Linked DNA regions of Mus musculus: region 1 is linked to region 2. Evidence: chromatin loops called from intact Hi-C (ENCODE). Cell type or tissue: left cerebral cortex. All regions are shown on one strand. Links, peaks and the distances in the headings refer to the core of each region. The heading gives the core; the rest is flanking DNA. Region 1 overlaps Syne1 (spectrin repeat containing, nuclear envelope 1). Region 2 overlaps Syne1 (spectrin repeat containing, nuclear envelope 1).

Region 1 (15,884 bases), core at 2,882-10,881, 66 kb before region 2:
TTCAGCAATTGTAGAGAAAATGAATTTCATTATGTATCTCTTGTAAATCGCATCCCTCACGTGTGCTTTGTCCTGGAGGTCATGGGGCTGGCTCAGAGAGCATCCCCTTGGATAATACTCTGGGGATTTGAATGCAGGAAGATTCATTTCTGTGTCTGGAGGTTTAAAGGAAAGCAACGTGATCATCAAAAGAGAAGCCGAGATAGTATCAATATGAAATGAATAGCATATTCTACAGAGCATGGGAACACAAAGGGAGCATGCACATTATCCCAGGAGGCTTTGTTCGAAGAAGAAACATGTTTTCATGTTCTCCAGACAAAAATCACAGGAATTACAGAGCTACTAAAAGGAAATGCAGCCCCAGGTCTGCAGGGGACACTCGAGGGTCTGCAAGGGAGTACATCTCTGTGAGGGAGGATGTCTAAGAACCAGACCTGTAATTAAGGGACAATGTCTGTGCACTCACCAGCCCAGAACAAAATCAGAGGCCACTGGCAAGTGTTTCATCACAGAAATTCAACAGATTTGTTTTGTTTGACTCATTTCTATGCAATTGTTTTTGCCATGGCCCTAGTGAATTCAGTAACTTTCACTGATGGGAGACAGTCATGTGATTTCACAGCGTCTCCCCCGACTCACACTAGAGTCATCTTGGGAACGATTTCTCTCCAGCTCTACAGAGATGAGTGAGGCTCTGTTCAGACCTGCATTCCTTTTATGAAGAAATCAAATAGGTTCTACAGGTCGCAGGTCCTTTACTGAACCTATCTGGCCATTCCTTAAAATACTAATTAACTAAGCTGTTAAGTGATAGTTTACAGGATAGATTGATGGATCACATGGTCTTCTTTTTTGACATTTTAAAACCAAATTCATAAACAGTGTGGGGTTGAGATGGTCAGAGAAAAGGAGAATATTCTATTCATTCCTGTTAGACATTATCTGATTATAAAATGTCGCCAACAGTCTCAGGTGTCAAATGCTTGATCTCCAGTTGGGGAAGTTCTAGAAATTTCTGAGCTGGTTCTTAACCAGTAGAAATAAAGGAGAAAGCTGTCTCCTTCCAAGGCTGTTTATGGTTCCCCATATGTTTATTTCTTCTTGCCTTGTTTCCAAGTGCTATGAGTTGAACATCGTCCTTCTCCACATAGGCCTGCCACTGTGATGTTCTGTGCATGTGCACGAGGCCAAGCTAAGCAACCACCAACGAAACCCTCAGAATCCAACAGTCTTTTCTTGCCTTTTATAGGGTTGATTACATTAGGTGTTTCTGTCATGTTGCTCAGAAGATTAACCCAGATACTTTCTGGCTGTTGCCCTGAAGAAGTGAAAAACTAGAGACAAGTTTATGAATGGACTGTTCAGGGAGATGGCACTGCCAGTGATTGATTCACCACACAAATGTATCTGAGCTTGAGACCTATAACACATATAAAACAAACAAACCAAGGCATGGTGGAGTATGCTTACAATAATCCTTATGATGGACAGGCAGAGATCCCTGAAGCTCACTGGTTAACCAACATACCCAATGTAGACATTCTAGCCAATGAGAGACCCTGCCTCAAAGAAAGAGAACCAACCAACCAAAAAACCTCTACAACCAAATGATGAATACAGAAGTAAGATTGTCCTCTGGTCTTCACAAGCATAGGTGCATATATGTACTTCTGCACCTACATAAACATGTCTACACACATGTACACATGTGCACACTCACAAACACATACACACCCAGAGGCAGAGACAGAGAGATACAGAGACAAGGAGAGACAGAGAGAAAGAAACACATTAGCTGTTACACATGACCTAGGTCTTCTGGCTGCCGAGGAAGGAAAGCGGAGACAGGTAGGTACCTTGAGCTTTTTGATGTGAGACTCGATGGTGTGGATGTCAGTGCTGAGCGCCAGGTGCTGGAGCCTGTCCAGCTCCTCCTCTGTCTCTCCTAGCCAGGCCCAGATGTTGTTGAGGTCAGAATTAAACTGCTGCCACTTCTGAAGGTTCTGCTTCATCCTCAACTCCTTGCTCATTGCCTGGGCCTGCAGGAGCTCCCAGCGGTCAATTACACCTGGCAGGGCACACACAGAACAGTGAGCAGGACTTCTACACCTGTGAGGTTTAGGGAGCACTTTAGATATATATGGTGGCTAACTTTAAAGGGCAATGAAAAGGATAGTGATGTCACTGATCATTTCTGCTGCCATCTGTTAATTGGGTGTAATGGCTCTATTACACCTATTGCTTTCTCCAATGACAATGGTGGAAAGCACATTTGCCACTCAGGATTTAACACCATGACAAGCTTTATGAGGGGTGCAGAGCATGTGAAGAGATCAATCCGTCCTTGATCTGTCAGAAACTGACAATGTAGATCAGACAGGGCATTTGATTAAACGGAGCAGCAGAAGACACATCATGTCAGGATACTCTCCGTCTCCTGCTGTCCTGGGATACATGCTGTAGAGGGAGGTCAAGCAGCTGGTGGAGCCTGGTGTGACAGTGTGGTTTGAGGTCTTGTTTATGGCTCCCTCGAGCTGAGGGCACAGTGCTCACCAGCTGTCTGAGTCTCTGTGCTGTTGAGGTTAACGAAGCCAGGAAAGCTCTCTTCCTCCGCCAGCTTGTGCTCCAGTCTCCTCACGGAATCTATGCTGCCACTGCACTCGCCCAGCAGCTTCATCTGTGTAGACAAACCAAAAGCCAGCTCTGTCATCCTGTCATGTCAACCCTCACAAGCACAACGTGCTCAGGATCAGCATCTTTATGGTCCCTCAACAAGTCAGTGGCTGTTTTACTTCTTGGTCTTGCTCCAGTAAAAATAAGCAGAAATCAAAATATGCTGTTTCAACAGGACACATACATACACACACACACACTCACAAGACCCTTAAAGACACACTTTGTATGCATGATAGGCATGTGAAACGCCTGTGTGTCCTGACCCCATTAGGGTCAAGTGACCCTTTCACAGAGGTCACCTAAGGTGATCAGAAGACACAGATGTTTACATTATGATTCATAATAGCAGTAAAATTAGTTATGAAGTAGCAATGAAAATAATTTTATGGTTGGGGGTCACCACAACATGAAGAACTGTATTAAAGGGTTGCAGCATTAGGAAGGTTGAGAACCTCTGTTTTATGTGAATCTTCAACAGATCAAACTGATCTACAGTTTAAAGGTCACAGTCCTTAGCTGGAGAAGCAATATCCAATTTTTGGCAAATTGTTTCTTCTTTCTCTTTACCAAACCTAAATATGGAAACACTAATAGTACCACAAATCCCATTGGAACAACGTTTACGTTAAATAACTGAAATACTTAAGGGTTCTGAGAAATATGAAAGCCAGCTGTTTTATGAGAAAAATGTACAGCAGTGTTTAATAGTCATCAAGGGACTAAGTTCAAAACTCAAAGTAAAACACACAGTATTCAAATATTAAAAGAACAGAACTGTAGCTAGGCTTGGTTGCGCAGGAGCAAGATCCTAGCATTTGGTGGGTGGAGAGAGAAAGATCATGAGCCGGAGACCAGCCTGGCTATATGACAAGAACCTCCCTCAAAATAAAGGAAAGCAAAAAATACAAGGTAAACTGACCCAGGACAGGGCTTTCAGCACATTCTTGTCAGCAGACTATAATCTTGACTCGCAATGTTTCTCACAGTGAGAACACTTGCTACTTTTGACTTAGGTGAAGCGTCACCTCAGTGAGGTCAATGGGGTCAACATGAAGTTATGCTATGCTTGAATTTAATCTTCTACAGTCCTGAAGTTTGCACCCAGGTCCTTGAGCATGCTAGGCAAACACTTTACCACTGAGCTGCATCTCCAATCCTTGTACTGCACTTTAAAAAGAAGTTTCACGAAGGGTATTGGTAACAGAATGTGCAACAAGAACAGCTTTCTCCCTGATTCCAAAATGGAGGACCCATGAGCGCTGATGAAACCACCAGGACTTAGCTTTCCATCCCTTTGATCAAGAGCTAGGGGAGAGATTTACTTTAAAATTCTCTTGCTTAAAGTATATAGGTAGGTTGCTGACAAAAAAAAAAATGTTTGGTTGGCGACTACAATGTATAGATTTTATTGGATACATTAGCAACAGAAATCACAGAACTGGTAGAGATATCTTCTCCCAAAGCCTGCTCTAGTTAGGATGGCTTCCTTCAGACTCAGCACCCACAGAGCAGAAGGTGGGGCTAAGAAGTAGCTTGGTAGCACAGTGCCAGCCTAGTGCATACAAGGTTCAGTTCTCACCATTGTGAAATATCCTCAAATCAAAAGCAGAAGATTACAAACACTCCTAAGGTCATGAAATAAATTAAGAACTAAAGCAGCAACAATAATGAAATCTCATATTAGTAATCCAGTGATAACCTCTGTCCAAAATTTATTAGCTGAATTTGGACAGGCACCTAGTGACATTTGGAAGTGAAAGGTTTTGGTTGTCTTCAGCTAAGTGGATCATACTAAGTTCTCAGTGAAAGGTAACAGGCTGGTGGTGACAATGGGCCTCAGGGCCTGCCATCAAAAAATAATCTCAAACAGATTGATGGCCTTGTTTCACACACCCATGTCTTAAGTACAGAGGTGGCCCTTGACCACCTCTGTACTTAAGACCTCACAGAGCCCATGCGCTGCAGACAGATGGGCTGTTTTGGCCAGACCTGTAGGTCGGAAGCATCATGCTAGCTGGAGCACTCACGTAGCCCTTGTAGCTGGTGTCCAGGTCTGGCCCTGTGGGGGTTTTGCTTCTGAGGATATTTGCGGTTTGCTGTATCTGGAAGCGGCTGTCATCCAGGGCTTTGTCCAGTTGCCTCATCTGTGACTCCAGTGAGCTGGGATCCCCTGTGGTGCCAACCATAAGAGTCACATCGTCTGACTTATTTCAAGCTTGTCAGTCAAGAGGCTTCATAAAGCATTTGAGCTATGGCAAAGCAGAAAGTGTGTGTCTGGGGAATCATAAAGCAGGTTTAGTGCTGTCCTGCTAGAGGGTTAGACATTAAAGCCAGTAAGTGTGCTTCCTAAAGAGACTCAGCAGCCTGGGCTTGCAGAGAGCTCTGCAGTGGGTTCTGAACAGCCTCTGAGGGTCCTGCTCCCTTCTCTAGCCATTCTCAAGGCAGAGTGCTATACACAGTGGAAGGCTTTCCCAATAATCTGCAGTCACTGGCCACACCCCAAGCACCAGGAGACAGGTGCTTCCCATACTTACTTAGCTAGCAGGGAAGGCTTCACCCTCAGATTTGTCTCTGTGCATCTCAGAGACATCAGTACCACTTAAATCCCTGGCTGCATGAATTCAAGTTAACCAAGAAAAGACTAGCTCAGAATAAGCATGTGTAGAGGATGAAACAAAACCTGGCTTCTGTCTCTTCTTTAGCCATGTTCTTCCTTGCTGCCTAGGTTCTGGCTCACCCTCTCTTAACAGCTTTGCACTTATGGTATGCCTGTGGGCATGTGTTTGCAGTTATGTGTTTGCATGTATACTGTAGTCATTGCTGGCCAAGAACATTGATTATCTGAGTAGCACAAAGCCTGGGTGAAAATAACAAATGAATTAAGCTTTCTAAAATGTATTCCTAAGTCTACCTAGCTGGAAATCATCGAGAAAGTCACTGTAAAACTAGCTTGGTTTTTGACCTTGTGTTGGCCTCCAGAAACTACAGACAGCTATAAACTAGATTCTGACTCAGAAACAGCAATGGTCTCCCACACGTCCTGACCACTGACCCGGGCCTTCAGTGTGCTTAAGTATGTACAAACTAGTACAAACTAGTGCAAACGAGTACAGGATATTGAGCAAAACTAACTTCTCTTTTCAATGCTTCGGGTTTCAGAAGTCATACTCTGAAATGGCAGTCTAAGGATTACAATGTCATGGTGGACATTTCTCATTTGAGGAGGCAACACTTTTGAAATCAAAAGGAAATGCTTTATCGGCTGCATTATGTTCACACCCGCATGGGGGCTGCGGCAGAGCGTATAGCCAACATCGTTTGTCCAGCCAGTAGCTGGTCACTGCGTGACCAAGTTAGCACCGCCTTCCACCAATGGGAAGATGAGAGCACATAGTCTGAGCTTTGGCCTCCTCTCCCTTCAGCTGTCACTGGGCATGGAGTTCTCTGTAACGAGACTGGTTACCACTTGACAAGCTGAGGATCTACTATCTCATGACCTGGATATGGAGATCACACTCTTGGTGTGGATCAGTCCGCAGTTTTTCCCCCCTAATGCAGGAGGAAGAGAAGAAGGCTGTGCCTTGGCATGCCAGAGCTGTGAGAGGCGAGGAAGCTGAGGAGGAGGGGCTGTTGGACCACAGTGGGTGTGGGGAGGAGGTGCGTTCCCACTTTTTATGCCTACCAGACGTATTTCTGATTGCATTTTCTGTGAGTTTTACATAGGCCTCAGGGTTCTCGGGGATGACTACATCTGCAAAAAGAGCACAGTCTGAGTTGACAGCTAAGTGCTGGACCCCTCTATTCCCTGTGGTGGGAAAGTAGTTTGCCTCAGGGAAAAAAAGAGAGACTCGTTCTTGACGGTCACTGGCACGAAGGGGAGAGCATGTATGCTTGCCAAAGGCTTCATGTAATGTATCCTGCTAAGAATTCATACTGACTGTTTTGTCTGCCAGTCACTGCTTAAAGTGCTTTTATCCTCACAGGAACCCTAAGAATACCCAGTAGTATAATTTCCGTTTTATAGATGGGAAAACAAATGACTAGAGGAATGTGGTTCCTCACACAAACCTATAAAGGCACTCAGTGGCAGAAGACAGATTCCCTGTTGATGGCATGTTAGCTTTGAGAGAAGGTCTCTCACAGCACAGCCAACCCTTCAAGTCTCCAACTTCCTACGTAGCTGTGGTGGTTTGTAATGAGAAACACCCGCCCCAGGTTCACTTGGTCATCAGTTCATGGTGCTTTAGCAGGGAACTGTGGAACGGAACCTTTAGGAGGCGGAGCCTTGTTAGAGGAAGTATGTCACTGGGGGCGGGGCTTGATAAGTTTCTAGCTTATTATACTTCCTCTGCTCATGCTCTGCCTCCTGGGTATGGGTAACAATGTAACAAGCCAGTTTCTTGCTCCTACTCCCAAGGCTGCCTTTCCTGCTATGCTTTTCCCTCTGGAAACATAAGCCAAAACAAGTTTTTCCCTTAAGTTGCATTTTGGTCATAGTGCTTTATCATAGCAACAGAAAACTAACCAATACAGTGGCAGAGAATTATTCTGAACTCTTGATCTTCCTGTCTCTACCTCTTGAGTACTAGGGTTTCAGATGAACAACATCACATCTGGATTAGAATGGGAATTTCTGTGCAGACAGCTTTTAGAGGGACACTGTTGCCTATATCTGTGTGTGAGCCATAAATGAGAATTTAAAGTCTTGATAGCCACATTAGGATAGTCATAAACAAGTGGATCACTTTACCTCTAAAAAGCAGCATATAATCGTCAAATATAGCACTAAGTTTGTGTTCAACCTTTGTTTTGAGTCTTGAAAAGTGACCCCTGCATATAAGTGCATTTTCTGTCTGTAATCAACCTCAGCGAGGGCAGTCTTACTTCAAGGCTTTCTGGCCATGTCTAGCAGAGGGCTGCACGATGGACTATGCTGTCCTCTGACTGTTCATGGCTTTTGTTTACCTTCTGTAAGGTCCTCTTTTCTCAGTCTTCCCCCACTAAATGTGATGCTGCTTTGTTCTTCTTCCTGTTCCTTTCAGGATGCTTTAGCTGTATGATTTCCCCCCTGCACTCTCAGAATTCCTAATTACACACAGACGAATCCCTACCTAATATGCATCTGCAGATAAACACCTAGACCCATGCATCTGTCTCTAAACTGTAGGCTCTGGGAGTTCTGTAAATATCTCAAAATGGGGATGGATGCAACTAACATCTGTACCTTCACAACTCAACTCTCTCATCCACCCACACCACGTGTCCTCTGAGCCCAGGACCACTTTCATCTTCCACTTAGATGCCTAATCCTGAGTCACCTCCATCTCTTCCCAATCATCTGATAATGGAGAGGATTCATTTCTCACGATGTATCACCCCTTCTTGGTGCTGTTTCCCTAATTCAGGTCATTATCTATGCTCATAAATAACACTTGTCTGAATGCTCGTTTCCAATTTGTGTTCCACCATGCATGGAGAGCACACACAGTTAGACCGAAAATATACAAATTTGGTTACATCTCTCCTTTAATCTTCCAGTGGATCCCTATGCACTTCAGGGTAAGGGGCAAACTCCTCTCCATGGTGAACTGGTCATTTCAGGGCCAGCCCCTTATTCACTTTCCCATCTTCCATTGAGCCTACTCTATGCCATCCAGCACAATTCTATTCTTGACAAACTTCAGATGACCCAAAGCACCAAGGTTGATCACCTGGCAAGGCTCTTCTCTCTCCTCCTTCCTCAGCCCACTGCTATTTTTCACCTCAGGGACTCATCATTATCCTACTAGTCTCACACAAAGGTTTCTACCCAGCCCTGGGACTGACACTCTATGATGTCCCTGTGTGACCATGTATATAGAGAGTGCTTATACCTTTCAGGGTAGATGAGTCCAGATAGCTGATGTGTCCCTCATATGGATTCCCAACAGGAAGTTTTCTCTCCTACCTGACAAGCCAACAGCTCCCCTGAGGTAGAACTCCTTGTCTTCCTCGCCTTCTTCATCTTCTGAGGGCAGAGTTCGGGATGCTGACTCTAGGTCTCGACTGAGGTCGTAATCGTGGTCCCATTCCAGGGGGATGGAGTCCACGCTGGCCGGCGTATCTCGCCCTGACCGCTCACTCCGGAGGGGCTGAGGAAGGGAGAGGGAGGGGTTGGAAGAAGGCTGTGGGGAGGGCATGCCATCTGCAGACGGGTCCTGCCAGCGGAGGTCTGAAAGAGCCGTGGAGTCTTCGAGATCTAGTTCTCGGTCTGAGAGGTCATGGTCATCTGGCAGCTAAAAGGGAAGTCACAACTCTGTCACTGCAAGAATAGGATCCACTTCTTACTCCAAACAGGTGAGACCTTCAATAAATGAATGCCAGCAGGTCCTGCTGACGATATGGAGTTAACTTTATCAACAGATACAGGAGAGCTTCCTGATTACTTTCAAAATACCTCATATACTCATCTGTTTCAGTGTCAGTTTTATCACAGAGAAAGTGGGAATATATTAAAACCTATTCCAAGGGGCCATTATAGGAAATTAAAAAGTATTAATAGTATTAAAATATTAAAAATATAAAAAAATATATAAATAATGGACCAAGTAGCATGTCTCCAACTCAACCGGCACACAATGGCATATCATCCTTTGGATTCTACATGCTAGACATGAAGCATGTTTATAATCACAGGACATTTCCATGTCTTTGGATTAACAGCATCATTCACTGTTGATGAGATGAAATTGTAGGGGCGGGTAGAAAAGAAAACGGAAGGGAGCAATTCATTCAAAAATAATCTCACGAGCTGAGCCATTGCTCATCTTACTGCATCTCATCTCTTCTCAAAGATACCCCATCTCCTGTAGAAGAACAATGGCACACAGTCTGCCTAAGTTGTTATACAAATACATGGTCACTCAGCAAATGAACAAAACAGCTCTCCCTACAAAGTGGTGACTATGAATAAATCCATTTTAAAGTTAGGGAAACTGAGGTGAGGGAGGTAAGGCAACGTGTCAAAAGTTATATAGATGACAGTATCGAGGCTTAGAACAAATCCAGGCATTCTTCTTCTAGACTCTGGACTTGATCATGACTAATCCCATACAGCTAATTCTCTGTGGATTCAATGAGAAAGAAACAAGTGCCTCTTACAGGCAGGCGGATCAGTTTCTTGTGATATCTTTCCACACGTCCAAAGACCTCCTGGCAGTAGCGTCTGAGCTCGTCCAGTTCCTCCTCGATGACAGCGGCATCCAGTGGCTCGCTCTTCTCTATCAGCTGCTCCCCCTGGGCAATGATCTGCTCGATTTTATTGTGGTTCAGTGAGATCTCCTGTTGGAAAGCCTGAGGGTGCAAAGACAATGTGGATTTTACACATCTCAAAATGATGTCTAGTAAGGTATGCATTTCTCTCAGTGTCAGAAAGATGATATTGGGGGGGGGGAATGACATGAGGGGGGATGATGACTTACTATATACAAAGATGGAGCAGTTATTTTCTAAAGTAAAATATCACCTTAAGACAGAATGGGAGTCAGATATCAGAAAAGAGCCTATGGTAATAAAAATGTATTACCACAATGCAGGCGGAGAATAACAGATAAATATCGACAACTATCATGGTGTTAATAGTGCTGCTGACTCCTGGTAAAAATGATGGTGTGGTGTGAGCATGTTGCTTTATTCCACATAATATATATCCTATGCCACACGTACACTAAAGGGGGCGTCACAGGTCCCTTTGATTCTTTCGTTGATTTGGAAGCTAAGAATCAGTGCATAAAGGTATACTGATTTGAAAAGACGGGATCTGGGAAAGATTATTCTACAAGAGTCTATATGATTTCAAAGACAGATATGGGCACAAGTTTCAAGTGACAGATGTTCATTTAGTCCAAAAATAAGCCCTGGAAGAGTTTAAATTGTCCACTAATAAGAAAGACTAAGGACAATGGAGGATAGTAATGCCTTTAAGATTTTTCCAGAACCTAAAAGGAAAAGTTCCAAATATCAGTTGGTAGAAATGTCTTGTTAGTGTTCAAATATTGACTTGCTTCTGGTATGAAGTGAGACAGTTGTATGTGTGTGGGGGGGGGCAGGGCAAAACATTGAGCAGAACATTGTGTGCAGTTTATTACACCTTAACAAGGTACTACTAAGGGTAATTTCTTTTGTTTCATCATAAAATCCAAAGTTTTGGGCATTGTCTTAGGTACTGTTCTGGTGCTGTGGAGAGAAGCCATGACCAAGGTAATTCTTATAAAATCAAGCATTTAACTGGGTGTTTGTTTACAGTTTTAAGCTTAGTCAGTTGTCATTATGGCTAGGAGTGTGGTTAACACATATGGGGCTCGAGCAGTAGCTAAGAGCTATGTACTCTGATCTGCAGGTTAAGAGAGAAAGCCAGATGCCCCTCAATGGAATGGATACAGAAAATGTGGTACATTTACACAAGGGAGTACTACTCAGCTATTTAAAAAAATGAATTTATGAAATTCCTAGGCAAATGGATGGACCTGGAGGGCATCATCCTGAGTGAGGTAACCCAATCACAAAGGAACTCACACAATATGTACTCACTGATAAGTGGATATTAGCCCAGAAACTTAGGATACCCAAGATATAAGATACAATTTGCTAACCGCATGAAACTCAAGAAGAACGAAGACCAAAGTGTGGACACTTTGCCCCTTCTTAGAATTGGAAACAAAACACCCATGGAAGGAGTTACAGAGACAAAATTTGGAGCTGTGATAAAAGGATGGACCATCTAGTGATTGCCATATCCAGGGATCCATCTTATGATCAGCTTCCAAACGCTGACACCATTGCATACACTAGCAAGATTTTGCTGAAAGGACCCAGATATAGCTGTCTCTTGTGAGACTATGCCGGGGCCTAGCAAACACAGAAGTGGATGCTCACAGTCAGCTATTGAATGGATCACAGGGCCCCCAATGGAGGAGCTAGAGAAAGCACCCAAGGAACTAAAGGGAACTGCAGCCCTATAGGTGGAACAACAATATGAACTAACCAGTACCCTGGAGCTCTTGACTCTAGCTGCATATGTATCAAAAGATGGCCTAGTCAGCCATCACTGGAAAGAGAGGCCCATTGGACTTGCAAACTTTATATGCCCCAGTACAGGGGAACCCTAGGGCCAAAAAGGGGGAGTGGGTGGGTAGAGGAGTGGGGGGATGGGTATGGGGGACTTTTGGGATAGCATTGGAAATGTAAATGAGGAAAATACCTAATTTAAAAAAAAGAGAGAGAGAGAGAGAGAGAGAGAGAGAGAAAGCCTGTGTTTGATGTAGGCTTTTAAAAGCTCAAAGCCCACCCACAGTGACACATTTTCTCCAACAAGGCCACACCTCCTCATCCCTCTAGTCCTTTCAGTTTTGCTTCCTGGTGAAGTATTCAAATATGTGAGCCTATGGAGGGGAGCAGTCTTATCCAAACTATCACAGGCATTATAACTATTCCTAAAAAAGAAACAAGCAAACATACAACCAAACAAAAACCTCAACAGTGGAGTATTATGGGAGGTGATTAAGTGGTATAATTTATACTTCCTGTGTACAATATCCTGGGTATGATTCTCAGCGCCAGCACATAAATAAACAAATAATTAAACAAACAACCAAACAATTTTATTGTTTTTTTGAGACAGGGTCTCACGTAGCATAGGCCAATCTCAAACTTGATAAATAGACAACTATGATCTTGAGCTCCTGGTCTCTCTGCCTCTAAGCCCCAAGTGCTGGGCTTACAGAAGTGTAGCATCTTACCATCTATTTTTTTATGGTGCTTGAAGCACCATAAAATGTCAGAAACTGCCTCAAAAATGATTGAGCTCACTACTCCCTTTTTAATGCACATCTCTTCAATGAAGGTCTCTAGCTAGCACAGTGTCTGAATTAAGTAGTGAATGATAAAGCATGCATTTAAGATTAACTTAGCCTCCAGAAACATAAACTATGTGGAATAAAATCCCCCAATGAGAACATAGCATTCTAAGTCAGCAAAATGGCTCAACAGGCAAAGGTGCTTGCCCCCAAGTGTGAGGTCAGATGGGAGCTCAGTTCCTGAACCCACGTCATGGAAGGAAAGAACCAACTGCAAAACGGCCACCTCTGTGAACACAGTGGCACAAGGACTGCCCTGGCCCCTGCTACACACATGCAATAATCAGATGAAAGCTGATGAAAAGTTGGACTTTTTTTTTTTCTGGAAACTGGAGCCATCAAATTCTATATAGATTTTGGAAATAAGTAATATATTAAACAACAACGACATCAAAAATCCCCAACACTGACAACCAAGTTGATATTTTTAAAGTATTTATGTTAATGGGTGCATTAGAGCAATTTTAAAAGATTTCAACATTGCCTGGTATAGTAGCTCATACCTTTAATCCCAGCACTTAGGAGGAAGAGGCAGGCAGATCTCCAAGTTCAAGGCCAGCGTGGCCTACAGAGTGAGTTCCCAGACAGCCAGGGCTACATAGAGAAACCCTGTCTCAAAAATTAAAAACAAAACAGAACAAAAAACTTCCTCAAATTCCATATGTTTTAACATCTCCTGTTCATGAAGAACTAAGTTTTCAAAGGCTCTATACTCAATTCTCCAGAAAGCGATTTGCAAACCCTCCCCTTTTCAGCATTCTTCCACATTGATAATTTGCAGAATAACTGACTCATTACCTTGAGTTGCTTTATTTTAGCTTGAACGTCACATTCCGAAAAGTGTTCAATATTGGTGAGCTGCAGATCCATCTCTGTGAGCCAGACAAGAATGCTGTCCCGGGCAGTCTCGAACTCCTCACGCTGGCTAATGAAGTGCTGGAAGGAAGAGGAGGATATTAGGCACTAAAATGTCCACAGTCACACACTGATATGGCCCAGCCAGTTCCAGCCTTCTGGGAAGTCAATTCCTCACAAGCATGGAGCACCCTAAACTCTCTTCCTATCACTTGCCCTTCCATCCCCTCCTGCCCTTCCAACTTCCACTCTCCCCAAGAACAAGTCTCACTAGTCACGCTTATCCTCTAGTCCCCATATTATGAGACAAGACTTAATGAGAACCTTGAGCCTGCGCAAGATGGAGGTGACCCGCTTCTGTAGGTCGTCCCATCTCTGGTTGCCCCCATGGACCATCTGCCTGAGGCTGCAGGCGGAGTCTGTGCGATTCTCTCTGGCCAGGCGCCGGTACTGTTTGTTGATAAGCTCTAGTTGGGTCAGGCTCTCATGGACCTGCCGCTGGAAAGCCTGAAGCCACAGGGAAGTTAATTAATGTGGGAGATCCTTCAAGGACATAACTCAGAGGGTTATGTCTCTTGGTTTTCATACTGCAGAGTCAAGGAGCACAGAAGTTACCCTATCTCAGACCCAGCAGATCGACCAAGAGCCACAAGAAACAACAGAACTGTAAGGGATGATTGTATTTATCAACAAGTACACAGAAAAGCAAAATATACACATATATATATTTGTATATTGGCATGTACACAAAAACATCACATATAGAATGTTGCATGCATTTTAAAAATGACTAATGAAATCAAGCCAAGTACGGTGGCACAAATTTGCAATTTCAGTGCTTGGGAAGCAGCAGCATCAGAATCACAAGTTCAAGGTCATCCAGGGACTGAGAGCCAGGCTGGGGGGTGGGGGTGGGGGTGGTCTGGTGCTGCTAGGTATTCAAATACTAAATTCTGTACTCCGACATCTGGCTGCCCCACTCAGTAAGAGTGAATTGCCATGTACACTGGACCAGCAGCATGTGTCCCCCAGAATAGACTGCTGGAGCAGAAATAACTGGAAAGACTCAAACAGCAAGTATTTGGGGAGCAGAGTTGGGGAAGTAGCCAGTTTAGTCATTAGAAAACTAGATTAGGCGACATCCTCCAGTAACTGCGCAAAGCTAAATAAATAAAACCATAGGATTTTGACTCAATTTTCAGGGGGGCTGGCCAAATCATATAAATAATTGATCAAGTTTATTAAAATCCATTTTACCCTGGGCTATATGAATCCCTGTCTTGAAAAACAAAAAGAAACATATAAAATAAATAATAACCAGGAAACCAATTTTCCTATCTAAGAAATTACTGCAAGAACACATACGGGTGTTTACACGTTAGATTGAAGTGTTCTCGAGATTTCTGTGTCCGTACTGAGAAATGATATGTAAAATGGCACTGTGCATTTGTAGAATATGTAATTTCTTCAAAGTGCAGAAATCCCCTCAATCCTGGTGTCCATTAGGAACGAAACTAAAACCATCTTTGGCAGAAGTGCCTCTAATGCCAGCTGTTAACCCTGCTTTTAAGAAAATCAGGTTAGTATAAAACACAACTAACTTTCCATTAAAAAAAAAAAAGACACAGCAGTTTGAAGAAGGTCCTTTCTTCTCAGCTTTCATAAAAGACGCCAGAGTTGTTATCCTAGCATAGAGCATGGATGCTCTGCTCTTGAGGACATGACAGGGAGCAGAAATTGTATGGTTACTAGCACTTCCTTCTACCCCTGCTGCAGGGCCCAGCACTAACCAACCAAACACCCACACAAATAAAATACAGCTTCACTCTAAATGCATGCACCCTGCTTTGTGGCTGACTTTTATCCTAGACCCCAACCCAAATGCTATGAGTGGCTTACTGGCGTTGATTTTATGTGCATCTCACACTTCCGTGTTGGTTGCCTCCTCACACTGCTCAGAGGATTGAACCCCTGCCCTAGAGATGATTTGCCTTCTGAGAACTGCTTTCAGAACACCCATCCCAGCAGGCTATCTTAAGTTTTAAAGAAATTATGAGGTGCTCAAGGAGGTTCTACTTTTGATGTTATAATATGTCAGAGCATAGATCTGCCCGCTCAGGTGATTGTATAGCACTCAGGGCACCCCAGTGCACCCAATGTCTTTCCAAACATTTCTGCAAGTGAGTGAGTGATCCTTAAGCAGAATTTTGTATCTGTGACATTTTCTGTCTGCAAGAAAATTAAATATAAGAATAATGATACTTGATTTAAAAAAATCAATTATTTCAGTGCTGGGCATCTGAGTCCAAAATAGAATCAAGAATGATCCCATGTAATCTGCTTTGCAGTGTTAGCCAATTATGAGAGGTTTTAACCTTCACAAAGCACAGTGCTACAAGACACAGGGCAGGGTCACTTCCACCAGCATTGTGAAGTGATCTGGATTCTTCAGCAGTT
Region 2 (15,884 bases), core at 3,663-11,662:
AGAAGGGTTATGTGGTCGCCTTTGTATCTTCCAATTACAGAATTAGATTCAGTGTTCTCTGCCTCAGTTCTGGTCAGACCACTACAAAGACTTCATGTGGAGTGGAAATGCTTTAAAATCCTCACTCATCAACATTTACATTGTTACCTTTTGAATGCTTCAAACTGTACCTACCCCATGATTATACTCTCATTTGAAAAAAATTTTTATGATTAAGACAAGGGTTGCATTTTTAAATAAGAGAAATTATAACTTAAGTTTTCTACTGGAAAACATTTTGTTAGTATTGGAAAGTTCTAGAATTTACACATAGATGTGTGTGTGTGTGTGTATGTATATATATATATTTTTTACACATATATGCATATATGCACATATATGCACAAATTCATGGTCTCCTGGTATTTTTGGTTGTATGGTTTGAATGTGTTCACTTCAAAATTCTTGCATTAAAAATTAAAGGTCAATATACCTATGTTTCATAGGTGGGAATTTCAAAAGCTTATTCGGCCCTGCAGCCCTCCCTCCTGTGAGGTCCTCCCCTCTTGTGCTTTGGCTTTCTTTCATGGGAAAAGGCTGTTTCTCTCCTCCGGAGGCCTTGGGGAGCAAGAAGAAACCAGCTCTCACTAGACAACAAAACCTTCTGGCACTTTAACCTTGAACTTCCCACAGTCTGTGGCTGTAAGACATTAGACTCATTTTTTCTTCTTCTGTTTGCTGTTTTGTTTTTGAGGCAGGGTCTGGTGTAGCCCAGGTAGATCTTGAACTAGCCACAGACCTTTCATTTGCTGGGATTACAGGCATTTGTCAGTACACTCTGCTTATGTGGATGAAGGTAGCTAGGGACTGAATGGGTGGTGGTGGTGGTGGTGACCCCTGTTTCACAAGCATTCTACCATTGAGCTACATCCCCAGCCTTGAGGAAATACTCCCCCTCCCCAGTCTGTGGTACTGTTGTCAGAGCACCAGGAAACACACAGAAACTGCTGGAGTGATTAAGACGCCTCACCTGAATCTTTCTGTGGTCTGAGAAGAGGTCAGAGACCAATGGCGGTTCAGGTTCTGCATCCTCTTGATCTCCTTGTCATTTAAGGGTAACCGGTACCCCAACTCATTGAGACGGTCTAAATCAGGAGCCAAGCTGCTGAACTTTAGCATCTGTCCCTGTCAGTGACATTGAGAAGTAAGTTCAACCCCATGTCAAGAAAGCAGAGGTTTTTTTTTTCTTTACTTCAAACCATGCATATCAGGAAGATTGTGTGGCCTTTGGTCTATGGAGTCCCTCAAGGCCACACACATGCCCCAGAGGAAGACTTGTGCAGATCCCCACAGCTTGCCTTGCGGAGGTTACTTCGAACCCATTATCCTTTGAAGGACAGAAGCTTACGTGTAATAACTCATTTACAGGATTGGTTTACTCTTCATGGAAGAGAAGGAGGATAAAATTATGCCGATGACTGAAAGTTTCATTAAATACTCATTAAACTTAATTGATTTATGTTAATCAGCTCCGTTATTATTCAATAGCAACTGCAGTACAGCTCTTGGCATGAATAAACATTGTCATAATAGGGACAGAAGGAATCACTCCTTTTATCCTGAAGACAAGTCCCTTGAGGTAAGTATCACGGCAGTGCCCTCTCTGATGCTGAAGGAGGGAAGAGAGGGCAATATGTCAGTCAGTGGGTCTAGGTGTAGACCCAGGTGCAAGAAGCTTCCCAGTTCAACCAGGCTTTGAAAACTACTACATGTACATCAGTTTTATATTCTTGATCCCAACCTCCAAGTTGAGAAGCCCCAGCCCAATGGCAGCCAGGAGTTGTAACAAAGTGAAGTTCTATCTCCTGTGGTGATCTTTGTCTCCATCTAGTAAGCCAGCTACAGGAAACAGAATGTGTCAGTCTACTTTGATGTTCTTTCTCTCTCTCCCTACTCCATCTCCACCTTCTTTTCCCCTCCCTTCCTCTTTTTGCATATGTGTACATGTATGACCATGTGTGCATCTGTATGCATGTGTATATGTGTGTGTGCAAGTGTGTCTGTGTGCATGTATGTATGTGAACACGTATCTGTGTGTCTGCCTGTGTGCATGTGTGTGAACATGTGTGTGAGCATATGTGTGTACATGTGTATGTGTGTGTGTCTGCATGCATGTGAATGTTTGTGTGTGTACATGTATGTGTGCGTGTGCATGAGTGTATGCTTTCATTGCATGCTCTTTGAAGGGCTCATGATCTCTAAGGAAGCAAATCTTCCTGATCATGGGAACCAAATGCCTAAGTACTAGATGATGGAATTTCCATAGCTAGACATCCACAAAGCTAATGTGACATGATACTTCTCCTTATGCCCGACAGAGAGGATGTCACGGCTCCCACTCCCCCAGACCTAGCTGAATGTCATGATAAACCATGGAACAGAATTGTATCCCTCATAAAAGTGGAAAGTCTGACCCTTGATAAAGATGGCAGACTTCTTAAGACAGTCCCATTGAGCAAAATGGTCATGCATTCACTGGCTTTGTAGAATAGGGAGCCACCGAGGACGAGAATCCAGAAAGCAGAAAGCTTATGTGCATATACTGGAAGTAGGGCGGCTTCCAGTGGTTGGAGAAGTATATGGATGCTGATGCAAGAAGGGGAGCTTAGGACCAGGAGATGACCGACAGCCTTGGTCTACAGTGATGCTCTTTATCTTAAGAGCACAGGAACTCACTGAAGAATTTTGTGCAAGTTTCTATGTGTGTGTCCCTGTGTGCAGGGATACATGCATGTGTGTGCAAATATATGTGTGCATGTGTGTGTATACATTGAAGCCAGAAGTCAGTCAACATCAAGAGTTGTCTTCATTCTCTCACTGTACCTAAAGCTCACCAAGTTAACAAGATGAGCTGACCAGCAAGTCCCAGAAATCCTTCTGTCTCAGCTGCATGGGTATCAGAATTAAAGGCACATGATGGAATGGCCAGCTTTTTACATGTGTTTTAGACATCTGTGCTAAGGTCCTTATGCTTACATGGCAAGCATTTACCTAAAGATTGAGCCATCTCCCCAGTTCCACATGGAGGATTTTAAGCAAAAGGATAAATGATAAAAATTTTGTAAGCCTACTGCATTATTAATTTTAAGTTTATTAAATATTTAAAATGATTGATGATTCACTAATTTTTTTCTTCTAAAAGCTGCATTAATATTATTAATTAACAAATCATAGTGTAAATAGTTGTGGTATCAATGTGATGATTTTATATGGAAACAATGTAGGCTAATTGAATCTACAGAATTAAGCAAAGCTTTGAAGACAACGGTCTCTGTATTTGAGAAAAGGGAAGAGGGAAGGGGTCAATGAGGAGGCTGCATAGATTGAGGTAAGGTTGGCTGATCTGGGAGAGAATCATGTTAGAGATGTGCTAGGGGAGAAGCCTTTTAAGATATGATGGGACTGACAGAGGAAAGAAAGGTTGGGCTGATCACTAAGGACTGATCCTGCTAGGGCTCTGCTGGGCAGCCCATCACCAGCACAGTGGTCCTTCCTCTCAGGGGGACAGAAAGGATGAGCTAAGGGCATGTCAGTGGGGTCTTGGAAGAAAGTGGTTGGCAATGAGTTTCCCTCAAGATTTTGAGGAGCAAGGTTGTGGTGGTTTGTATAAGATCTGCTCAGGGAGTGACACTATTAGAAGGTGTGGCCCTGTTGAAGTAGGTGTGGTCTTGTGGCAGTAGGCGTGTCTTTGTGAGTGTGGTCCTTAAGACCCTCATCCTAGCTCCCTGGAAGTGAGTATTCTGCTAGCAGCCATCAGATGAAGATGTAAAACTCTCAGCTCCTCCTGCCCCATACCTGCCTGGATGCTGCCGTGTTCCCACCTTGATGATAATAGACTCAACCTCTGAACCTGTAAACCAGGCCCAATTAAATGCTGTCCTTATAAGAGATGCTTTGATCATGGTGTCTGTTCACAGCAGCAAAACCCTAAGACAAAAAAATCTGGAAGCATGGTTTACACACACTTACCTTCAGTTCCTCCATCCTTTCCTGGATAGTAGAGAGGTCAGAGGAATGGGTGGGATCCTGTCCTTGGAGGATGCCCTCGGCTTCCACCATCCAGACCTCTAAGGCTTCTAAGCTCTTGGCAAATGTTTCATAGTCAACAACTCCAGCCTAGGTTTTCACAAAAGAAACCAGCATTTTAGTGGAATGAACTGGCACTTTTATGAAATGTAGTTAAAGGGCAAGCATCTAAGGAGAGCCCCTTTCATGGGATGCTGCTCTGAAAGCGATGGGGCAGGAATAGTGTTTTCTTCTTTGTCTGCGTAGGTTTGCTTTGTTTCCCTAATAAGCAATGAAGGTCATTGTTTAAATGCATCATAAACTATTTTTGAATTATTTTGGATTTTGTTCAAGGCTACTAAATCCACTTGGATACTACCATTGAAACCACTTCGTGTTGGCATACTGGGTACTAGGAAGGTGGGTATGATTTATGGGTTGACCTGCTAAACCAAACCAATTTTAAAAGCAAGTTGTAGAGAACAGTGTAAAACTGCTGCCTTTCCTTGACTCCGAGGGGACTTCTAATGCTTCACCCCCCTTTTCTTTCTTCCTTTTTTGATGTTTCAGTATTACAGGAAGTGTCATTTCAGCGCTGAAGAATCTGCTTCCTGTGTTTTTCCCTCCAGACAGAAAAAGTGACCCATCCAGAACACAGTCACTGGGTCCCTACCTGCAATACTGCTTGCTGCTTGCAAAGAGCCTGCTCCAGGGCCCCCAGGCGCTGGCTGAAACAGAGCTGCTCACACTGAATGGCTGCTGCTGCGGAAACATCCACCTGCTGTCCAAGCTGCTCTCCTAGTTCACGGAGGATGAAAAGCGAGTCCTTGACTGTCTCCAGTCCCTTGAGAAGGTCCTGGGAGACACAAGAATATATTCATTGTGAAGCGTGCTACGGATCCTCCTCAGCACCTCCAGCAATTAGCAAAGGATCATGTGCATAGTGGGTAAGGGTTTCTGTGCGGTCATTAAATACCTTCACCTTCAAAAACATAATCAGACACTGGTTATAATTACTAAAAAATATGAATTATATATGTGTTAACAATTTAACTTTACATGTTATATCACACACACACACACACACACACACAGAGAGAGAGAGAGAGAGAGAGAGAGAGAGAGAGAGAGAGAGAGAGAGACTTAGGTTGGGGATACAGCTTAGTGTTGGAATAGTTCAGTTGCCTACAGTATACAAACTCCTATCCCTACTTCCAGAAAAAAAAAAAAAACAGAACGCGTATAATACAAGCCACATAAGCTCATTATATGCTAATTATGTAGATAGATAGAGAGAAAAGAAAGAACCAAACAAGAAAGAAGAGAAAGGGAGAGAAAGGAAAGAGGGATAGGGAGAGAGAAAAGAAGAAAGAAGAAAGAAAAGAGAAAGGAGGAAGAAAGGAAGAAAAGAGGGCCATGAGGGGATGGAGGGAGAGAGAGAAGTAAAAAAAGAAAAGAGTGGGCTGGAGAGATGGCTCAGTGCTTAAGAGCACCGACTGCTCTTCCAGAGGTCCTGAGTTCAATTCCCAGCAACCACATGGTGGCTCACCACCATCTGTAATAGAATCCAATGCCCTCTTCTGTTGTGTCTGAAGACAGCTACTGTGTACTCATATACATAAGAGAAAAGAGAAGAGAAGAAACCACGATGCACTAGATGTGGCAGTAAGGAGAAACCTTAGGTCATGTTCTCCTCACTTTTTTGTATATGTAAACATATCAAACTGAAGGCATGGTGCTGTAGTTCGCCTTTCCTACTTATTTCTATGGAGGTCTTTGGCAATAGTCTATCTGTGGTCACCTAATTGTAGCTACACCAGGATTCGGGTGCTGGTGGGGTGTGGAGGTCAGAGATGGCTCAGGTGGACAGAGCTAAGGACCTTCTCCACCTCTCTCTCCGTGGCATCTCCAGCCTGTACTTTATGAAACCCAACCATATGCCCATAACTGTGAGCCAGTGGGGGTTCCCTGTTTCTGGGTCCTATGGAATAGTAACAGATTACAAAGGACTTCTGCTCCTGATGGCAATTGGGGTTCCATCTGCACAAGATGGCGGCTGGATCCTGCTGTGCCTGAACAGTGAGTTTCCTTTCAGAGAAGAACGAAGGGCACCTTTAACCTTGACACAGATAACAACATGTGTCTTGGTTCTGAAACACTGAAAATGACTGCTCTTATAAAGACAAAAAAAATGCCAACCAAAACGAAGGTTATCTTTATTGTAAACAATAACCCTGCCGCTTGAAACCTTTATTTAGACTGAAGGTATAATCTTCAGTTTATGTGGGTTGTTTTATAACTTGACTACTTTAATAAACTGATTTGGGAAAGCTTTTAAGCAGATCTTTGTAACAAAGATCATTAAAATAAAGACAAATAAGGACAAACAATAAGAGGTCCATAATGGGTGGAATAAGAGAAGGCCTTTCTCAAAAGCCCTAAGTAGGTTATTGGCAACTATGGAGGAAAGGGGAATCATATAAAAGCTATTAAAATGTGTGGCAGCAAGCTGCTGCTCTCTGCTGTTAAATACCTGAATGCAGCTATTGTCTGATGCACTGCAGCAGATAACAAATCTAAGTGGATGATTTTTTTTTTTAAATAATGTGGATAACTTTAACAGTTGATTTTTTTTTTAAAGGCATGATTTTTCCCCCATGTGGTTGCAACTTACAGTGACTATTTCAGTACAAACAGATAGCCTACATTTCCCTCATAGATTTATACCCCACTAGGGAAAAGTGGGAAAGGCAACTCATTTTTAAAAATAAAACAATGGGAAAGAAACTCACAAATTGTAAACACATGCAGGAGGGCTCTGTAAGACTAGGCTCTTCAGTTAATGGGGTGATGAATTTGGGATAAACTGTCTCACAGATTTAGATAGCCCCAAAGCTCACATGCATCTCTACTAGCCCTACAAAACCAATGAAACTGAAGGCCAGCGGGTTGGGCAAGTCCCAAACAAGTCCCTGAACATACGTTGCAATCCTGAATCCACTTGGTGACTTCATCATCAGCGATATCCTTGTTAGTGGCTGCCTTCAACAGTACACTGGTCTGTTCCTCTTGTCTCTGGATGGCAGAGGCACACTGCTTTGAGTAGTCCTTGTATCTCTGCCAGAGCTGAAGGAGGGCCTTGCTGGAGTGCAGCTGTTCAGCGATCTCTTCCAGTAAGTTATTCCATCTGCAAGCAACAGCGAGCACTTAGGGCAGACTCATATCTCTTACCAAAGGCTATCACTTACTATTTTATTTGTCTTCATCATGGTTCATGTGAACATGGGCATAGCAAAACAATGACTCATGTCTATTTAACATAATAAAGGCTAATGTGTCACATTCATATTCCAAGGGGATGAAAACTATCCTTGGGACTATGGAAGTCCTGATCCTTCCTAAATGTCTTCTTTGTGGTTATTTTTCATTAAATTCGGTTTATAAAAAGAAAAACAACCAAAACATTAGTAGAGTAGACTCTTTAGATCTACAGCTGAGAATGCTGTAAGAGTAGCTGGTCCCATACCTCATATTGACTTCTTGCAGAGTACTGGAGAGGGTTTCTGCCACAGGTGGGTGACACTCCTTCAATAGTTGGTTGGTGATAGAGCCAAATTTCTGTAAGCCTCCTTCCTGTTTTTCTAGTTCATCATGAAGATTCTGCTCAAAGAAAGAGAACCACAGGTGACAAACAGGAACTAATGAGCAAGTTTAAAATGGACAGGCATGTGCTACTCCACTGCTGTTAAAAAGATAACTTCTTATAGTTCTGTTCGTGTGACTGCATGAGAGGAGAGTCACAGCAACTGAGCCCCCTTCTGCACATGGACTCTTCTTTAGAAGCCCATGAAGGATGTCCTTGCTTAGGGAAGATGCTGTAGCAGCGGTCCAGGCACTGTCTGCCACACTGTGGCTCTTTTTGCCAAAACAAGGGTGCCAGGTCAGTAGCACGGAGAGTGGTTCTCCCAGTAACTGATGAAGAAGACAGCCAATCTCAGCTTTTCTGAGGACCACTTCTAAGTTCTACCTCATGCAAAGAATTTTCCAGGTCTACATTAAAAAAAAAAAAAAAAACTCACAGAAAGTAACTGTACATATCCATAGGACAATTGAATAAGTGTTCAAAAACATTCATATCTGTTTATATTGTAGGATGGTTAAGTTAATCTAATTAACAGACCATCACCTCACATATTTAATAACTTTTGTCTAGCCCACTTCTCATCCTTCCTAATGCTGAGACCCTTTAATATAGTTCCTTATGTTGTGGTGACCCCCAACCATAAAATTATTTTCATTGCTATTTCATAAGTATAATTTTTGCTACAATTATGAAACTTAATGTAAATATGTGTTTTCTGATGGTCTTACACAACCCTTGTGAAAGGGTTGTTTGACCCTGTCAGGAGTCATGACTCACAGGTTGAGAACCACTTGTCTACAACTGTGAAAACTCATAGAGTACAATACTGGGAGAGAGATAGTTATGAAAAGGAGAGATGTGGACCCATGGAGACCAGTTTCAGCTAGGTGGAAGATCACCGTCATGATCATCATGCACAGAAAGTTGGCTATGATTTATAATATTGCACTGTATACTTCTGAAGTTGCTTAAAGCAAAGAGGATTTATTAGACAAGCTGGTGAAGTCCTCTACCTAGCACAAGCAAGGAGACTAGAGGACAGATGTCCCCAAGGGCCAGCTGAAGTATCACATACCCATAATCCCAACACTAGAGTAGCTGAGGCAGTGGCATTATGAGTTCTACGTTACACTGAGCTGCATGGAAAGACCCTGTCTCGTGTTTCTGCTCCATGTTTCCCTGGAAATATTGTTTAAATGATAGCTTCAGTTTTCAGCAGAGGAGAAGTAGGCTATGAAAATACAGTACTGCGTACCAATATCTAATTGCTTGCAAATCAAAATATTCAAGGAATATGTGGTGTTGAATTTACTATGTGCAAGGTGAGTTTTAATGGTTCCTAGTAATTGCATAAGTACTTAAGATTTAAAGAAATATTTACACATTAAAGTCTTCCTTTTTCCCAAATCTACCTCTGAAAGGCATTCCCTTATGAAAATCCACCTAGGCGCTCAGCAATATGTCAATGCAGATGGGTAAGCAGAAGTAGTGGGGCTAGATGTGAGAAGACCCATGCTGGGCTCCGGCTGGGATCCCCATCCCTTGCGGACCTGCCCTGCTCCACCCATTTTCTATGTATTTTAGCCAAGAAGAATGAACAGTGACCAGTCAGTGTGGCACAGTGTCCAGATGGACAAGACAGTGAAGACAGTAACCCAGACCTGGACAGCAGGGACCTAAGAAGTGAGCTGGGGCTGGGTTTAAGGCAGACTCCATCAAGTGCATTCTGGGTGAACACAGTGTGGGTGGAGACACGCGTGGAACCCAATAGTGAGCGCCGGAAAGGGCGTGATTTGATGGTCTCCTTGGTCAAAGGGATTCCACCCATATGATTAAAACCTATGCTTTGAGTGTTTACCACCTTGCTCTTTTTCTCTCTGTTTTCTTAGCTCCTTAGAAGATATTTGGAGAAACGGGGTAAGAAAAGAAAGGGAACACATAAATGGTGAAGGCTGTGTAGTCAGGAAGTGGATTTGGGTAGCCAAGCATCTCATAAAACATACTTGTAAGCACTTTCCATACAGGTAGCTAGAAATCATTTGTTTATATACCAGATAATCTAGTGTTCGCTACCCACAAGCAGGTTCTATTAAGTTAAAATCAAGCAAGAAAAACTAATGTTTTTAATACTTAAATGCTAAGAATGTTAAGGCAATATTTCAGGACCATATTTCTACTCACTAATTTATCTTTTTGTTTCCTTCAAGGGGAAGTAATGTTAAGATGTGATACTTTGGGGCTGGAGAGATGACTCAGCGGTTAAGAGCACCGACTGCTCTTCCAAAGGTCCTGAGTTCAAATCCCAGCAACCACATGGTGGCTCACAACCATCCATAACAAAAATCTGATGCCCTCTTCTGGAGTGTCTGAAGACAGCTACAGTGTACACACACATATAATAAATAAATAAATCTTAAAAAAAAAAAAAGATGTGTTTAAGATGCGATACTTTGGTTACCTGAAGATTGTCGACCTGAACTTGTACAGCTTCGGAGGAACCTGTCAACAGACGGAATCGGGACAGGGAGTATCTGGCCTCCATGAGGTGACCGTTGATCTCGTCACAGGCTGCTTTGTGATTGCTCCACTGGCCAAGGGCTGAGGTCAGCTGGATCTTTAATTGTTCAACCTTTTGGAAAGAAGAACATGCATCATAATTACATATAACTTAGTGTGGCGGAACAGAAAAATGTTAATCTCTGAAATCCTTCACTGGAGTCCTAGGCTCTAAAAACAACAGGGAAGCACAGGCTGTTGTGCGTTGCCTAATGTGGGTGCTGGGAACTGCACCTGGGTCCTCTGAAAAACAAGTGTTTGAACTGCTGAGTCACTCTCCAGCTCCAAAGGGCTAACTTTAAAATTTTAACAGTGTATATTCTTGTACCAAACAATGATCAGGTTTCATAGTGACATCTATGTACAAGTCCATACTATGCCTTGATCAGACTGACTCTCCACAGCCCTCCCTGTACATAGCTTCCTCTAGCCCCTTTCCTTTCCCCAGTAAGTCTCCCTTCTAATTCCATCACATATATGCATATATATGGAATGTAGATTCCACACACAAAACTCTAACAAATGAAAAGCACGATCTTTTTCTGAGTCTGGCTTAGTTTTTCTTAACATGATTACCTTCTGCTGCGCATTTCTTACAAATGACACAATTTCATTCATCCGTCTTTAGGAATGAATGAAGCTTAGTAGATGCATGCCACATTTTTTATACACTCATCTGCTGACAGACACCTAGGATGTTTCCATAACTTAGGTATTGTGGATGCACATCAGTAAAAATGGACATGCAGGTATCTATGGAGCACATTGGCTTAGATTCCAAAGACAACAACTCCTGCGCATGCTCCTTCTCTGTATTTGTCGATTCCAGAGAAAAATCGTACTTCAGTCTCCAACATTTAAAAGCATATAACTTTGGATTTCTGCAGTTGCTCCTAATGTAAACACAGTCCTTTGTACATGAAATAAGGACGGAGAGGGTGGGGTGCTCATGGGAAGAGCTCCGGAAATTAATTTGCTTTCTTGGCTATGCTTTTTCCTCAACATAAAGGGAAAAATGTTGAAATCAACTGGGATACTATCTGATGGGCCACAGGACAAGGAAAGTGCTGCCTCAGATGTGAGGTCCAGGCCACAGGTTTGAGTGAGTGCAGGGCTGTCCTAAAGAGCCATAAAATAGACCGGAAGATGAGGGTAGGTGATTGGTGGGCAGTTTTGCATAGCCCATTTCTTCTCTGCATTGTTGATTGTTTTTCACAAGGCAATATTCCAGTGACAGAAATGCCTAACTGATGACGATATGGTAAGTTGTTCCCAGACCTTCGTAGTGATTTATAGAAATGCATAAAATAAAATAGATTTAAAGCCATGTCAAAGATAATATGGGGCTAAAGGGGAAAGCTGCTCTGGAGTAGAGCCCACAGATGGTAGGAGCTGTCAGACATTTCTTTCCCGTGATAGTATCCACTCCCCACAGTCCTTACTCACTTCCCCACTCCATGGCCCTATTCTTTTCCAAAATAGTCCCCTTTCTATGTACACAATGCGTGTGTGAATGTGTGTGTGTAAGTGCATGTATATGTATGTGTATGTGAATGTGTGTAAGTGCATGTATATGTATATGTGAATGTGTGTAAGTACATATATGTGTATATGTGTGTAAATGTGTGTGTGTAAATGCATGTATGTGTGTGTAAATGCATGTATGTGTGTGTAAATGCATGTATGTGTATGTGAATGTGTGTATGTGTAAGTACATGTATGTGTATGTATGTGTACATGTTGTGGATCCATGTGTGTAGGTATGCATGCTTGTGCATCAGCATGTGGTATGTGTGTGTATATAGCCATGTGCATATGAGCATGTGAGCATAAGTGCACGCATGTCTGTCTGTTTGCCCCACAGTGGATAAGTAAGCATTCAGACACCAATGTGTCAGGGATCCACATGACCTTACATAGAGAGGCATAGTGCACATTGTAGCACTTACCGTTCCTATTGGAAGATTCAACACACTCTTGAGTCCATTATCAAATGTCTTTACCTTTTACTGACAGAGACTGAGGCACACAAGGGAAAGTTATAGTATGTTAGGAGGAGGGAGCCGACAATCCAAAGTTTCTGCATGCAGGGCATGCCTACTATGCTCAATAGTGAGACCAGTGTGGCTAAGCAAAAAGACCTTGCAGGGCAGCAGCAGGAAACAGAACCAGAGCGACAGTGGGAAGCCTGGCCAGCACGCAGCTCTTATTCCATTCTTTATGGAGCAGAAGCAACTGTGGGATTTTCGGCATGGCAACGCCATGATTTGACTTCATTCTGACTGGCTCTTCTGAGATGGGGACTGCTAAGGAGATCATGAAAATCATCCAAGCAGGAAATGAAAGGGGCATAAATCAGGGTGCCTGCAGAGGAGGAGGCTGGATTCTGTCTGTTCTGAGAGTGTATCTGCCAACATTTTCTGATGAGCTTGGTGTAAGTATTAGAGAAAGAAAGAAAGGAAGGAAAAGTGGCTTTGAAGGTTGCCTGTACAAGCAGTTGCGGCATGGCAGAGTTCCCGGTAACTGAGTAGGTTTGTGGGGCGGGAACCGTGCCTTACTTTAGGCAGAGGAGTTTGAAATGCCCTTTGGTCACACACAAAGATATCTCTACTAATCTCATGTATCTCTTTCTGTCTCGGTTTAGAACTCTGGGAGAGGCTAAGTGTGTGGATAGGCTCATTGGAGAACAACTGTACCTCGAAAGTTTGCTCTCACTATGAGGATGGGTGCACTTAAAGAGAGTGATATATATAATACCGCTTACTACAGGAAACACTAGAAATTGAAAGATTAATCAAACAGACTCAACAGTGCCAAGAGGTGATGTAGAGATTTGATAATTATTTACTCAGTGACTTTCGGCAAACATCCACTCCCAGTTTCAGAGAGCTGGGAGTTGAGTGTCAGGAGCAGGCTTACCGTGCGGTCTAAACTGATCCAGGTCTGCCTGAGTTCTTGCAGTGTGCTCATGACACTGCCAGAGACCTCCTCCCTCTTGTTCTGAATCAATGCGAGGCCATTCTGCTCAATTTTCTCTACCTCCTTTTCTTTTGCTTTAATCAAATCTTCCAGTTCCTGAAAGATTAAAAAATATATATAGTTATTTTAAATTGTTCTATTATGGAACTCTAGGGTGCACTGAAATTGAGTCATTATAGTTTCGTGTGCTAAAACCCCATACTAATCCAAAAAGATGACAATTCTCAAGAGAGGGTCTGCACAGTGATGCTTCTCCCTATACTTAAATGTTAAAAAAAAAAAAAAGAGGTCCTTTTATCCATAGTAAATTAGCATACCCTGAAAAATATAAAAACTGGTTATCCCGCAGATAAAGAAATGTCATTATATATCTTTTTCAAAAAGCTGTAAGGAGTGAAATACATATCCAAAATTGCAATATGATTATATCCTTAAACCCAAACGTCATTTTTCCAAAAATCACATGGCCTAGCCTGTGACAGGTGGCACCTGAGAGTCAGACATGGTTTTGCTGCTCTTTGGCTGTGTCACTCTGAGAAAGTGAGAAACTTTTAATAATTGTCAATTTCTTCAAATGGGAAAGATGGAAAAGAATAAGTATTATCTTCTCTTTTTCCAATGCTCTGATTCTATGTGATTCTGAAAGACTACAGGCTTCTTCGTGTCTGAAATTCTCATTTTCTTTAGACGGCACTTTTGTAACTGCGAGAATAAAATGTTCACAAAAGAAAAGTAAGTCGGCCAAAGGCTCAGAGCTCCTCCTGAGACCATACAGTATAGAGGGTCTGGGGCCACAGCTCCACGCTTAAGAACACTGTCTGCTCTTCCAGAAGACTCAAGTTCAACTCTCAGCACCCACATTGTGGTTCACAACAGTCTGTAACTCCTTGTCTGATGCCTCCTCTAGCCTTCATTAATAGCACCAGGCACACACATAGCATACAGATATGCACACAAACAAAACATTCAGACAGTTTTTAAAAGTTTATTTACCCAGCAAGTCCCAGGGATTCTCCTGTCTCTACCTCTCCACTGATGGGATTCTAGACAGCATCACACCCGCCTTTTATGTGGATGCTGGAGATCCAAGCCCAGGCCCTAATGCTTGTATAACAATTTACCAGCTCAATGATTCAAATATGGATAAAAAAATTGTAGTTGAGTAGCTGTTGGTCAAGTGTTTATGTATTATGCTTCTCTTGAAATTGTTATTATTCCCTTTATTTTTATTTCTGCTATGACCCAGCTGTTTTTTTACGATAAGATTTCAAGCATACCATTGGCCTCGAACTCACCACGTAGCCACAGATAACATACCTTTCTGATCCTTCCTGATCTACGTCCTAAACTTTGGGATTACAAACTAGCAGCACAAATTCCAACGTATGAGGTCCTGGGAATCAAACTTGGGGCTTTGTACGTGCTAAGAAAGTCCTTCTTTAACTGACCTCCACTCCAGCCCTCAGACGTCTCCCCTCTCTCTCTCTCTCTCTCTCTCTCTCTCTCTCTCTCTCTCTCTCTCTCTCTCTCTCTCATTTATAAAATAGGGCTAATAATATATCTTATGCTTGTCCCAAAGGAATAAAATTAATATATATATATGAAATATTCTTTAAACTGTCAAAACTAGATATATCATATTCAGCGTGGTAATCTGCCATGCTGCCAAGAGATTCTGCTTTTCCATCATGAATTATCATGGAGCTAATTTTGCCGTAGTGCATTAATCAGAAATTCATTTATTTGTTAGCTTAAGGAAATGATTGTTGTTTTATGTCATTCTCTCATTTCTTCTTTTGTCACTATTTTTGTGATTCCTTGAAAAGAATCTAGTGATTACTGAGGTACCAGTTTCTTTATTCAGTATAGAAAACACAATTAACTCTACAGTTTAAGATATTTCTGAATGTTGCCTAAGGGATAAATAACCATGGGTGGTCATCTCAATTCATACTTAATGTGTAGTATAATATATGTATATATATATATATATATGTATATATATGTGTATATATATATATATATGTGTGTGTGTGTGTGTGTGCATATATATATATGTGTGTGTATATGTGTATATATATATTTACTTATACTTTAGTATAGAATAGTGAATCCCACAGTAATCCTTCCTATAAGATCCTAAATCTAACCATTAGAATTAAATACATCTTCATTCACCCACAGTGGTAAACAGATGAGGTGTGGCTTACACATCTCATAAGAGCTTCCTGCGCCTGGGCACCTGGGTATATGTATGTGTAACCCTGAAATGCAGGAGCGAACCAGGATTGTAATATATTTCTGTGCAAAGTAAAGGTGTGTTTGCCTTTCCTTTCCATAACAATTTTTCTGAATGGTCTGGTTCTGATCAATGGAGGCAAAGGCCAATCCTAACATTCTGCAGCAGTAAATTATCCTCAACTTGGATTAATCCACAAACAGCAGTTTCAGTGTTGCATTCAATCAATAAATCACCTCTAAAAGAGACTGGAAAAAGAGTCAAGCTTTTTAAAACAAAACCAAACCTGAATCCAGCCACTGATTTGAGGACACTGGCTATAATTTCATGCTCTGGGCCAAAGAAACAATTTCTCAAAAATGACAATAAATTTTATCAAGCTTTGTAGAACTGCCAATTAGAACCGCCAGTTAGGCTATTGTG

Evidence for each region. A loop is a pair of places that touch in the nucleus more often than their neighbours do. Peaks named below come from ENCODE experiments on the same cell type or tissue, not always from the same donor. Only the 100,000 strongest peaks of a DNase experiment are listed, where the experiment ranks them.
Region 1: it touches region 2 in a loop (1.9-fold over the local background); 6 of 42 quality-filtered maps call a loop at or near these places.

Annotation. Positions count from the first base shown.
Region 1 is chr10:5,038,905-5,054,788 of GRCm38, forward strand. Syne1 (spectrin repeat containing, nuclear envelope 1) reads right to left here. Exons shown (of 146, transcript NM_001347711.1): 133 at 13,752-13,934; 134 at 13,371-13,508; 135 at 9,820-10,011; 136 at 8,627-8,954; 137 at 6,362-6,430; 138 at 4,707-4,849; 139 at 2,557-2,680; 140 at 1,860-2,071. Among named protein-coding and RNA genes, the nearest start is that of Gm51757, 280 kb to the right of the region's middle. In left cerebral cortex, for the core only: no CTCF peak of the experiment used is centred there; no DNase peak of the experiment used is centred there.
Region 2 is chr10:5,103,805-5,119,688 of GRCm38, forward strand. It overlaps Syne1 (spectrin repeat containing, nuclear envelope 1), which reads right to left. Exons shown (of 146, transcript NM_001347711.1): 115 at 13,163-13,318; 116 at 10,146-10,316; 117 at 7,571-7,704; 118 at 7,027-7,231; 119 at 4,718-4,900; 120 at 4,009-4,155; 121 at 1,010-1,164. Among named protein-coding and RNA genes, the nearest start is that of Gm51757, 220 kb to the right of the region's middle. In left cerebral cortex, for the core only: no CTCF peak of the experiment used is centred there; a DNase peak (open chromatin) is centred at 7,107.